Regions from separate parts of the Homo sapiens genome. Here region 1 is linked to region 2. Evidence: chromatin contacts called from ENCODE Hi-C or POLR2A ChIA-PET data. All regions are on one chromosome and are shown on one strand. The core of a region is the stretch at or near the end of the contact, and the rest is flanking DNA. Distances in the headings are between cores, read along the strand shown.

Region 1 (6,241 bases), core at 2,077-4,576, 930 kb after region 2:
ATTAAGAAAATGTGGCACATATACACCATGGAATACTATGCAGCCATAAAAAAGCATGAGTTCATGTCCTTTGCAAGGACATGGATGCAGCTGGAAACCATCATTCTGAGCAAACTGTCACAAGAACAGAAAACTAAACACCGCATGTTCTCACTCATAGGTGGGAATTGAACAATGAGCACACTTGGACACAGGGTGGGGAACATCACACCCGGGGGGCCTGTCGTGGGGTCGGGGGGAAGGGGAGGGATAGCATTAGGAAAAATACCTAACGTAAATGACGGGTTACTGGGTGCAGCAAACCAACATGGCACATGTATACCTACGTAACAAACCTGCACGTTGTGCACATGTACCCTAAAACTTAAAGTATATATATAAAAAATACTATTCAGTAGGATTTTATTAATTCTGTATGTTAAGAATATGCTGTATGCATTAACTTTTCATTTACTGAGCAAAAGTTTTTTGATTTTGGTATTTGGTTAATAAATGAACAATAATTTTATTCTATAATGTTCAGAATATTTTAGAATTCATTTGGTGTTGTCGAGCAAAAAATTTATGAAAGGATATAGCTCATTTATTTTTCTTTTCAATTATATTTCATGAAGTTCAAGTGTGAAGGTATAGTTTGTGCTCATCAATTAATATATCCTGTCATGCCTAAAAATGTTGGATTTATACTTTTCTATAGTCCTAATATTTAACTTGAAAATCTTCTTGGGGACTTCTTTTAAGTTCAGTGTTTCTAAGAAGTTCTTAGTTTGTTAATTTTTTTCCAAGCTGATTTAGAAACTTTTTGAATGCATCTTAAAATTTTTTGAAGAAATACATTTTTTCTTTGTGTGCTATAAAGTACTCCAGTACTCCTTTAGAATACGTGTATGAGGTAACAGAACTAACATCTTTGTGGAAACTGCTTTTCTTGTGTAGTTACCTTATTGCGCCTATTGTGTCTGGGAGAAGTCACTGATTTTTCTGGATATTCTCCAAATGTCTTTACCAGTGTTTAGCATTATAATAGGAGTCAAGTCTTTTTTTTTTCCACTATAATTTCAGATCGTGAATGTACTCCAGAATAAATATAGTACATAGTTTGTCTTTGCAATGCAAAACCTCAGTCATGTGCCTCCCCACCCCTCCTGGGGGTTAATATTAGGAATTAGAATAAGTCAATGAAATATGGGAACATATTTCATGATCTCACTCATGGCCTGCTTGAGAGGGCCTGAAATAACTACTGAGTAAAAAATAATATTAATCTTAATTGAATTTTCCTAAAGTTAATTGTGATAATGGTTATTTTTCTACTAGGTAAATCAACTGCTTTTTTGAGAATAAATGCCTAAATGAAATCCTGCTTATTTCAATCTATTTAATGCATCTTTAACCTTGAATCAGCATTAGAGTTGTGGCTGTTTTTATTATTATAATTTAACCTCAGTTTTAATATCATATTTAGATTAACTATTTAACAGCTGAACTTGTAATAGCTGTGCATGTTGAGGGCCGCTTCCTGCTAATACCTTTGATTTTCTGTCTGGGGACTTCCTTTTTGACCACTGGGGCATGAATGCCCTGCTCATACAAAGGCTAAGCCAGGAGTGCAGGGGAATTAACTTCAGAAACAGCTCACAAGCAGTGTTAAGGGGGAAGCTAGTAATGACTATCACAGTTTTCTCACCCCTTCATCTGATTAACTTTGAGGCATATTCTACCTCAGTACTTTACAAACTTTATCATTTGGGGATCCTGTTAAAAATTCACATCCTGATTCAGTGGATTTGTGGTAGAGCTTCAGATGATGATGATGATGATGATGATGATGATGATGATGATGATGATGGTCCGCTTTGAGTAGCAGGCTCTACACTGTCTCTCAGAATTCCCCAGTGGAATTCAGCTTCATTTGCCCTCAGTGGTAACTTTCTTGATTATTCTCCTTTGGTTGGTTTTCTTCTCTTGCCTGTTTCTCACTTCTCTATTCCCCTACTAGTGTTTCCTACTTGCATGTGAATTCTTATTTCAGGTTGCTTCTGGGGTAACCCAAGCCAAGAATATGCATCTATCTATTTATCTATCTGCTCACCTATCCATCCATCTATTCATCTACATCTATCCATCCATCCATCCATCCATCCATCCATCCATCCATCCATCCATCCATCCATTTACCTATCTATCTAGCTATGTAATGCATTCATCTATCTTCTATTTATCTATTTATGTAATCTATTTATCTATCTTATCTATCATGTGTCTAATATATTCATTTATCCACCTATCTATTCATCTACCTAATCTATTCATCTATGTATCTACTATTTATCTAATCTATTCATCTATCCATCTATCTAATCTGTCTACCTACTTACCTACCTATCTGGAACATAGCAACAGAGCACAGCCTCTTAAAAAATCCAGTAAATTGAAGAGCTGAAAGAGAAAGAATGAAGACATACTGGAGGGGGTGGAAAGGAAAAGTTGATGACTACCACCTAAAGGGACTTTTTCTTCCTCCTTGTGTCATTTTCAACAGGATGTGGTATCATGGAGCTCTGGTGAAAGAAGAGACTAGGCAGTTAGCTATGGCTACATAAATGGGACAGCTCCAGAAGTCCATGGAGGGATCCCCTTTCTACTAGGAAAGATGGGCAAGGACTTTATGCCTGATTCTATTATTCAGGGCACATTGCTGACAGGGTTGGCCAGTGAGGCCATAGAGAGAAGGCAGGCCAAATGCTAATCTTGGAAAGGACGGAAATCAGCATAAGCAGAGAGACACAGGGTGAAGTGGTAGCGGAGAGCGGATGCCACAGTGTGTGGGCTTGTGGGTCAGCCCTATTAAAGGGAGGAAATCAGTAAATGGGCTTGCAGATGGTTACCCAAGATTTCTTCATGACTTTGTGCAGCCTGTACAATGTATGCTCCTTATCTTGTGGGAGTGTAATTGAGAGCCCTGGACTTCCTCAGCTCAGATCCCAACTCTGCCACCTCCTGGTTATGCTACCTTAGCATGTGTATTCAACCTCTTTAAGCATCGGTCTTCCCATCTATGTAGTGGGGACAGTAATTCCTATTTCATGGGATTGTCATAAAAATTAAATGAGATATTTTGTACAAAGTGCTGCCTTTATTACAGCTGGAGGATAAGAGAGCAGCCCTGATACTGTAAATATTCCCAAGAATGATGAGGAAATGACGGTGGACCTTTTACTTGATTCCAGCGTTATGAACACACACACACATACACACACAGATATAAGCACACATATGTTTAATAGCATATAGGTAGAAAGCCACAGGAGCGGTAATACCCTGATTATGTAAATCAACCCCAGCTCTAACAGCTAAAAAACCCTACTGCTGCTCTTAGCTATGCATGAAATCACCCCCATGAAACTTCTTTGAATAAAGCAAACATCTGTTCTTGGTGGAATGCAAAAGAGAAACTTTATTTGAAGTTCCTGCTTCCCCTTCTCATTAAAAGTATTTCGAGCACTATTAAAATAGTTTCTGCCAAGAGCACTTTTTGTGCTCTTCAGTTTCTTAGGTTCACTGGCCTGAGAACCAGCATTCAGCATTCTTAGTCCCACCATAGCTGGGAGTCTGGGGTCTGGGAAAGGGATAGAGTCAGTTTGTTTTTGCCATCAAGACCCTCTGATCGCCTCAGATGGTCTCACCTGCTATTGCTTCTTTCCCGTCCTGACAGGTTGATATTCTGGAAGCAAGATCTTGGAAGGCCAAGGACAGGTCATTTCTTAGGACTGTGCAAAAGAGAATCAGTCTTTACAGTAAGCTATTTGATTCTAGTAGTTCTTTCATCTCAGTCTTTTGAAAGCAACTTCCCCTCTTTAACCAACACCTGCCATGGCCTCTTCATGAGCCGAAGAAGGTGAGTGCTGATGGAAATCCCAGATGTGGCCAAAACTCCCCAGCAGCAGACAGGTCAAAGGTCTTTTGTACCCTTTCCCGTAACGGGTGGCACTTGATCTTCAGAGTGGCTTACACTGTTCAAGAGGGTTTGAATCATAAGACATTTGGGGTTAAAAAAAAAAACCTGTCATTTTGCATTTTGATTTTTGTAGAGCCAACTACAACGTATTTGAAAATTGTGTTCTTGAAATAAGCCTGTAATAGTAGGTGTCAAAAGTATCAGAGATAAAATGTCTACTCTTTTAGTGGCGTAAGTTGTCGTTGTTTCAAATTACATTTCCTTGTACTATATGATGGATGTACTATGCACACACACTTTATCACACACGTGTGTGTGTGGGAGTGGAAATGTGTAGGTAGTCAGAGAGGGAAGAATAAAGAATTCATGCTAATGTCTAAATAAATGAATTAATTAGTGAAATAAATAGATTCCTGTTTACACTATACTACAATTTTTAAGGATAACCAGTTGTTAATTAATACACTGGACTTGAAGGAGACTCATTTGTGTTGAAACATGAAATGTTTGTCCTCTCTCCTTCTCCCTCCCACCTGGAAAACATGAAAGATCTGCAACTCACACATACTAGTGTAATTTAAACACACTTTGAAAGAATTGATAGGCTGGGCGTTGTGGCTCACGCCTGTAATCCCAGCACTTTGGGAGGCTGAGGCAGGCGGATCACGAGGTCAGGAGATCCAGACCATCCTGGCTAACACAGTGAAACCCCGTCTCTACTAAAAATACAAAAGAATTAGCCAGGCGTGGTGGCAGGCACCTGTAGTCCCAGCTACTCGGGAGGCTGAGGCAGGAGAATGGTGTGAACCCGGGAGGCAGAGCTTGCAGTGAGCCGAGATTGCGCCACTGCACTTCAGCCTGGGAGACAGCGAGACTCGGTCTCAAAAAAAAAAAAAAAGAATTGATAGGCAGCAATTCTAACCTAAAGGGTTCATATTGAAACCACTGATCATAGATATCTGAATAGGTCCTAATTAATGAGAGAGTGCAACCATTTTCTGCTTGAGGGAATTGCCCATGTTCCAGACTGCAGACTTGACATTCACATGCCATGAGAAAACATGGATTCAAATACAGAGACCCTAGGCTATTTCCTGGAGCTCCAACGATGTCATCAGAAACAAAAATGTTCCATTTGACAACCATGAGATTTGACACTATTGACCTACATGGAAGTTTTTAACACTGCCACTCATTCTGCCATGTGTAAAGGGGTTCAGCAGGGTGACCTCAGGGATGCATACATGCATTTTCTCCACACGTCCTCCTTAATTCAAGGATCATATCTGTGGCTCCCCTAGCAAAGAATCAAAGGCCAAAGGTGGGTGGCCCAGACTCTTTCTCGTACTGGGGAACACAGGCAACAGCTGCGGCATATCACTGAGCTTGGCTGCTGACAGGGAAAAGCATTGATAATTTCATCAGATCTCACAGATCAGAAACAACAGAATACCCTCCCGCTAATTGGTGGCCACCGTGACCGCTATAGTTGGTTTGATTGAAATCAGTATTTAAATGATATTTTTAAATTGTGGTGAAATACACGTAACATAAAATTTACCATCTTAACCATTTTTTTAGTGTATAGTTCAGTCGTGTTAAGTATGTTTACAGTGTTGTGCAACCAATTCCAGAACTGTTTCATCTTGCAGAACTGAAACTCAATGCCCATTAAGCAATTCCCATTTCCCACTCTCCACAGCCCCTGGCAACTGCAATTCAACTTTCTCTCTCTACAAATTTGGCTACTTTAGGTACCTCACGTAAGCGGAATCATACAGTGTTTGTTCTTTTGTGACTGACTTATTTCACTAAGCATTTTGCTCTCAAGGTGCATCCATGTTGTAGCGTGTGTCAGAATTTCCATTCTTTTTAAGGCAGAATAATATTCCATTGTATAAATATACCACACGTTTATCCATTTACTTGTCAATGGATACTTGGGTTTCTTCCACCTTTTGGCGATTGTGAATGATGCTGCTATGAGTGGGGGCGTAGAATCAGTGTATTTAATTCTAACACTAAAAGGCTCATATTCCGTTGCATGACTAACCCACTCTATGATCCTCAGGAAGTCATGTGTTTTGTAGAGAGCATACAGTTGTTCTAATTCAGGGATCCCTTTGGATCCATGATACTCATTAATATAGCTGAGTGGAGTTAGAGAATCTGTAGGCATGGAGCAGAAAGAAAGCTTAGCCAGTCTAAAAGTTGATGTAAATTTAAATCTTGGACTCCTTAGCACTAAATTTTCATTGCCCAGACTGTTCCAGCCAAGATTCA
Region 2 (6,366 bases), core at 1,814-4,313:
TCTTTGGATTGCTGGTTCAACCCTGGATGCACATTACGATCATCTGGGGCTTCTAAAAATAACTAAGCCAGGGCCTGTTTCCCTCCTTGGGGCAAGACCTAACTATTGATATTTGTACAGCTTCCAAGTGATTCTCATGTACAGCCAGGGGTGTAAACCATTGCAGGTGCTTGTTTTAGATATTGGCATACAAAGCTTCATAGGCTTAGAATTCTCTTTAAGTCTGTGATTTTCTCAGAGCCAGAAGGGGAAGTATAGTGATCAAAAGAAATTAGGGCTCAGGAAAGTCTGGTGGGGAAAGCACAGAGCTGTTTAAATAGAATTGTAGTGTCCAGAGTAAGGGAAGTGAAAGCCTCACTTCTCTCCCATGTGCTTGGAGTAGGATGTAGACTCTTCAGGTCTGGCCACCCTACTATACGGGGAGACATTGACACAGCAGTTCCAAAGAGAGCAGCCAGGGAGGTAAAAAGGCCAATCCCCACTTTTTTTTTTTTTTTTTTTTAGAGAAGACCAAGACAAAGAAAAAGGATAATTGATTTGGAAAAGACTTGAAGAGGGATCGGTGTCTTTACCTAATTAAAAGATTTGCTCAGGAAAGAGAAATTAGACCAACTCTGTCGTTTTGGAAGTAGAATCTAGGGCCAGCGGGTGGGAGATGAGAACACATGGAGCTGGGAATAAAACGGGCAGCTTCCTCAATGGTGAGCAAAGCCAAGGGAAGCAGGGCTGGGGAAGTGCTGCTGAGGAAACCTCAAGGATTGGACCGGATGGCCTCCGAGTCCCTTCCCACTCTCAGAGTCTGTGATCCTAATCAGGGGACTCAACAGAAACTTAAGGGAAACCCCCTGACTTCTCGACTCGATGTATCTATTGGAGCTGGATTTTTACACCCCGTGTTAGCAGTAACAGATTGGCAAAGCAATAGAAAACAAATGCACCAATTCATGTTTTTCAGAAACTTAACAAAAGTTAGCCCCTGAAGTCATTTCTGTGTTATGTGTGTGGAGGAACACTGCCGGAGGACCCTGACCAGCTCTGCCAACTCTTTTTTTTCTTTTTTTGGATCTCACTCTGTCATCCAGGCTGGAGTGCAGTGGCACAATCACGGCTCACGGCCTCAACCTCCCAAAGTGCTGGGATTACAGGTGTGAGCCACACAGCACCCAGCCCGTGCTGGTCTTGACCTCCCAGGCTCAAGCCTTCCAAGAGGCTGGGACTACAGGCATGTGCCCCCATGCCTGGCTAACTTTAACTTTTGTAGAGACGAGGTCCTGCTGTGTTGCCAGTGCTGGTCTTGAACTCCTGGGCCCAAGCGATCCTCCTGCCTCAGCCTCGTGAGCCACCACATCGGGCAAGCCCTGCCAACTCTTTCCTGACCTGAGGCAGGGCTGAATGTAGGAGGTTAGGGAATTAGAAACCTAAGGGTTGTCTTGTTTAATTATTATTCCGGCTATGTGGAGATCTGAGCCATTTTCCGTTGTAAGGGTCCTTCTGGTTGATGTGTATATGTTGTGGTTTTTGCTTTTTTTTTTTTTTTTTTTTGGCAGGTGTGCGAGGGACATTTTGAGATTGTTCCAATTCATTGTCATGATTGAGGGATTATGATTAGGATTCTGTAAAGTAACTAGTCCAGGCCAGGTGTGGTGGCTCACGCCTGTAATCCCAGCACTTTGGGAGGCTGAGCTGGGTGGATCGCCTGAAGTCAGGAGTTCAAGACCAGCCTGGCCAACATGGTGAAACCTATCTCTACTAAAAATACAAAAATTAGCCGGGTGTGGTGGCACGTGCCTGTAATCCCAGCTACTCGGGAGGCTGAAGCAGGAGAATCACTTCAGCCTGGGAGGCGGAGGTTGCAGTGAGCCAAGATCCTGCCACTGCACTCGCGTCTGGGCGACAGAGTGAGACTCCATCTCAGAAATAAAAATTTAAAAAAAAATTAGTCCAGAAAAACATCTCACAGCTGAAGTGGTCTCATGGGAAGGGAGAACAGCACTGCCCAATAGGAATGCTATAATGGGAGCCATAGATCTAAAATCAAATTTTAGATTTTCCAGGAGCCACATTAAAAGAAGTAAAAAGAAGCAGATAATATGAATTTAAAGAATGTATTTTATGCCAGGTGTGGTGGCTCTCGCCTGTAATCCCAGCACTTTGGGGAGCCGAGGTGGGCGGATCACTTGAGGTCAGGAGTTTGAGACCAGCCTGGCCAACATGGTGAAACCCCAACTCTACTAAAAATACAAAAAACTAGCCAGGCGTGGTAGCTTGTGCCTGTAACCCCAGCTACTCGGGAGACTGAAGCAGGAGAATCGCTTCAGCGATTTAGGAGAACCAGGAGGCAGAGGTTGTGGTGAGTTGAGATCATGCCACTGTACTCCAGCCTGGGTGACAGAGCAAGACTCTGTCTCAAAAAAAAAAAAAAAAAAAAAAAAAAGAATGTATTTTATTTAACTCAGTTTGAAACATCACTTTTACTTGTGGCCTGTGGCTGCGACCACAGGCAGGGGAGGTGGACCACGCATCCTCATTGCTGGTGCAGTGGTCAGGCTCTGCCGCCCTAGCAGCACCGAGACGTTGGCCGTCCTCATGTCGCAGAGTCTCCACCTCTGCTGGTTTTGCTTTGCCTGCTTCTACTTTATTTGAAATTCTTGCCTGTGCTTCAGCACTTCCCCTGGTTTATGGGCTCCTCCACCCTGTGGGTTCTACTTCCTATGTCTTCCCCTGGTATCTGCCAGATTCCATGCTGCTCTTTTTTTTTTTTTTTTTTAAGATGGAGTCTCGCTCTGTCACCCAGGCTGGAGTGCAGTGATGTCATCTTGGCTCACTGCAACCTCCTCCTCCTGGGTTCAAGCAATTCTCCTGTCTCAGCCTCCGCAGCACCAGGGATTACAGGTGCATGACACCACGCTTGGCTAATTTTTGCATTTTTAGTAGAGACGGGGTTTCACCATGTTGGCCAGGCTAGTCTTCTGACCTCAGGTGATCCACCTGCCTTGGCCTCCCAAAATGCTGGGATTACAGGCGTGAGCCACTGTGCCTGGCCCATGCTGCTCTCTTGACAGCAAGTGCTCTCTGTGTCCCATTCAGATGTCCCCAGAGAGTCCTGCCTTGGGTCATGCAGCCATTGTATTAAACAATGAGGATCCCCGTTCTCATTCCACACCACCTCTCAGGCTGCGGCTGACGTCTTTGCAGGCAGCTGCCCTTTATGTAGCCCCAAGTTGTCCAATCAGCTGTGACCAGGGTGGCAGGGTCATGTGGTTTAAAAAAGCAAAGCTTGGGTAACACAGATACCTTGTCTCTACAAAAAAAAATCAAAAAATAGTCAGGCGTGGTGGCATGCACTGTAGTCTCAGCTGCTGGAGAAGTTGAGGCAGGAGGATCACTTGAGCCCAGGAGGTCAAGGGCACAGTGAGCTGCAATAGCACCACTACCCTCAGACTGGGCAACAGAGTGAGACTCTGTCTCAAAAAATGGATAAATAAATAAGCAAGCAAAACAAAACATGGGTCCGGGCACAGTGGCTCACGCCTGTAATCCCAGCTCTTTGGGAAGCTGAGGTGGGCGGATCACCTGAGGTCAGAAGTTTGAGGCTAGCCTGGCCAACATGATGAAACCCCGTTTCTACTAAAAATGCAAAAATTAACCGGGTGTGGTGGTGCATGCCTGTAACCCCAGCTACTCAGGAGGCTGAGGCAGGAGAATCGCTTGAACCTGGGAGGCGGAGGTTGCAATGAGCCGAGATCGCGCCACTGCACTTCAGCCTGGGTGACAGAGCGAGACTCCATCTCAAAAACAAAAACAGACAAAAACATGGTCCATCCAGCAGGTCCTCTGGAGGCCTCTCAGAGGATAAGACTCTCTGCATGGCCTGCTCAGGTGAAGGTGCCCATGAGGAGAACAGTGTTACAGAAAGGGGGTTCACATATGGCTTTAAAGATGTCCAAGAAGCCTCACTAGCTGTTATGAAATTAGGGCTTCCTGCCCTCCCTTTTTCCTCTCCCCACTTCCGTCTTTTACCCTTAATCTGGTCCACAACAAGATGGCATGCCTTTTAGTTTCTTGTGTGATTCAGCTGTGGATGATTTCCATTTATAAGCCCAAGATGCAAGTTCATCCACCTCCCACTTTCCTCCTGAGTTATTATTGATCCTCTGGGTTGGATGGCTCTGCCTGTAATAGGGACATTCAGTGAGTTTATTCCATTGGTCATGTGTGCCTTGAATTTTACACATTTCAAAACTGACCAGTGATTTCTGTTTCACTTGCTACAAAGGAGTATTTTGAATATAACTCCATGGGAGTTTGTTTCAAACTCACATTAAAATAGGAATGAATGCAAAAACAGCCTTTCCTGGGAGCAGGCTTTGTGGGCGGTGGGAGGAAGGAGTGCCAAGGTGTCCAAAGGGGAAGGAATAGAGAAAGGAAGATACCTGGTGGGTGATTGAGGGCCCGAAAGACAGACCCTCCCTGCTTCCAATTTGTTTTTCCCCTGGAGCCAGCCTGCGGACTAGCCCTATTGGATATTCCATGGCAGGCATCTTCCCCTGAACCCTAAATGTGGGTGGCTCATTGTATTTCTATTTCCTGTAGAGTCCATACTGGCCTTACTCTTTGTCACTGTTTGAGGCTGATATATCCCGTTAGTTCCTCTATATGTAAAAATGCAATGCTGAGGTTCCAGGTGCCGAGACCTTGAGAGATGCAAATTTGGGAGCAGAGAAGGGCAGATCCGAATCAAGGTGGTCTTGGGAACTCATCCTTGAGCCCCAGGGATGTGGCTGGGATCTTACTGTGTGCAGAGGGAATTGATATTCCCCAAACCAATCGAGCACACAGAGCTTCTGAGATGCTAGGCGAATGGACAGACTTGAAGGGGAGGAAGATTTGGGGATTTTTACTATTAGCTCCGCTTAAGCAATCTCTGTTTTTTTATATCTGCCAGAAATATCGGTTTTTGTCAACTTCTTCTTTTTTTTTTTTGAGACAGTCTTGCTCTGTTGCCCAGGCTGGAGTGCAGTGGCGTGATCTCAGCTCACTGCAAGTTCTCCTCCCGGGTTCACGCCATTCTCCTGCCTCAGCCTCCCGAGTAGCTGGGACTACAGGCGCCCACCACTGTGCCCGGCTAATTTTTTGTATATTTAGTAGAGACGGGGTTTCACCATGTTGGCCAGGATGGTGTTGATCTCTTGACCTCGTGATCCACCCACCTCAGCCTCCAAAAGTGTTGGGATTATAGGCGTGAGCTACCGTGCCCGGTCTCTTGTCAACTTCTAGAAAAGGAAATCAGAGAGTTGGGACACCTGTGAGTTCCTTTTTTTTTTTTTTTGAGATGGAGTCTCACTCTGTCACCCAGGCTGGAGTACAGTGGCGCAATCTCGGCTCACTGCAACCTCCGTTTCCTGGGTTCAAGTAATTCTCCTGCCTCAGCCTCCCGAGTACCTGGGACTACAACCTCTGCTTCCCGGGTTCAGGCGATTCTACTACCTCAGCCTCCTGAGTAGCTGGGACTACAGGCGCCCGCCACCACGCCTGGCTAATTTTTGCCTCTTTAGTAGAGATGGGGTTTCACCATGTTGGCCAGGCTGGTCTCGAACTCCTGACCTGGTGGTCTGCCCACCTCAGCTTCCCAAAGTGCTGGGATTACAGGTGTGAGCCACCACTCTCGGCCACCTGTGAGTTCTTCTCAGGGAAACAGTTTCTTAGGAAGGTGGTAAATGGCCTGACAGACTTCATTTTTTAAATAGGTAGATTATCAAGAAAACAATGGCATTAATCACTTCCCTAGAAGAAGAAAGGAAGAGTTTAATCTGCAAGTGATCTTATCTTTGCTAACCATTGTCTTCCCTCTTCACTGATCACTGAGTTTGTTCTTCGGGCATTCTGTGGCTCACACTCTATCCTTACTTTCTTCTTCCTCCTTCCCAGCTAAGTTAGACTACAGATGCTCTTCGACTTACAGCGGGGTTACATCCCAAGAAACTCATCGCAAGTGGAAAATACCATAAATCAAAAATGCATTTAATGGCCACGTGGGGTGGCTAACGCCTGTAATCCCAGCACTTTGGGAGGCCGAGGCAGGTGGATCACTAGAGGTCAGAAGTTTGAGACCATCCTGGCCAACATGGTGAAACCCTGTCTCTACTAAAAATACAAAAATTAGCCGGGCGTGGTGGCGGGCACCTGTAATCCCAGCTATTTGGGAGGCTGAAGCAGGGGAATCGCTTAAACCCGGGAGGCGGAGGTTGCAGTGAGCCGAGATTGTGCCACTGCACTCCAACCTGGGCAAGAGGGAGATTCTGCCGCAAAAAAAAAAAAAAAAAAAAAAAAAAAACAAAACAAAGAAAACGAAAGAAAATGCATTTA

Evidence for each region. Hi-C counts contacts between places; a loop is a spot of excess contacts on that map. ChIA-PET counts read pairs that join two places held with the same protein, here RNA polymerase II (POLR2A). Pooled maps may share reads with other maps.
Region 1: a map of B cell shows a loop between it and region 2 (5-fold over the local background). The contact joins two enhancer-like sites. A Hi-C loop is called at or near these places in 1 of 168 maps with a recorded cell type or tissue (B cell), 1 of 37 single-sample maps with no recorded cell type and 4 of 50 pooled maps. POLR2A ChIA-PET finds 5 or more read pairs at or near these places in 1 of 52 experiments (RWPE1).

Annotation. Positions count from the first base shown.
Region 1 is chr6:11,457,570-11,463,810 of GRCh38, forward strand. All of the region lies in intron 1 of LOC105374928 (a long non-coding RNA gene), which reads left to right. Among named protein-coding and RNA genes, the nearest start is that of TMEM170B, 77 kb to the right of the region's middle. RefSeq lists an enhancer at 2,653-2,842. Within about 2 kb of position 3,327, at least 7 of the 41 ENCODE cell types and tissues checked have a DNase peak (open chromatin) inside an H3K27ac peak, as active enhancers do; they include B cell, where a contact is called at or near this core.
Region 2 is chr6:10,531,393-10,537,758 of GRCh38, forward strand. The region is part of intron 3 of GCNT2 (glucosaminyl (N-acetyl) transferase 2 (I blood group)); the gene reads left to right. Among named protein-coding and RNA genes, the nearest start is that of GCNT2, 13 kb to the left of the region's middle. RefSeq lists enhancers at 2,610-2,859, 2,980-3,309. Within about 2 kb of position 3,064, at least 5 of the 41 ENCODE cell types and tissues checked have a DNase peak (open chromatin) inside an H3K27ac peak, as active enhancers do; they include B cell, where a contact is called at or near this core.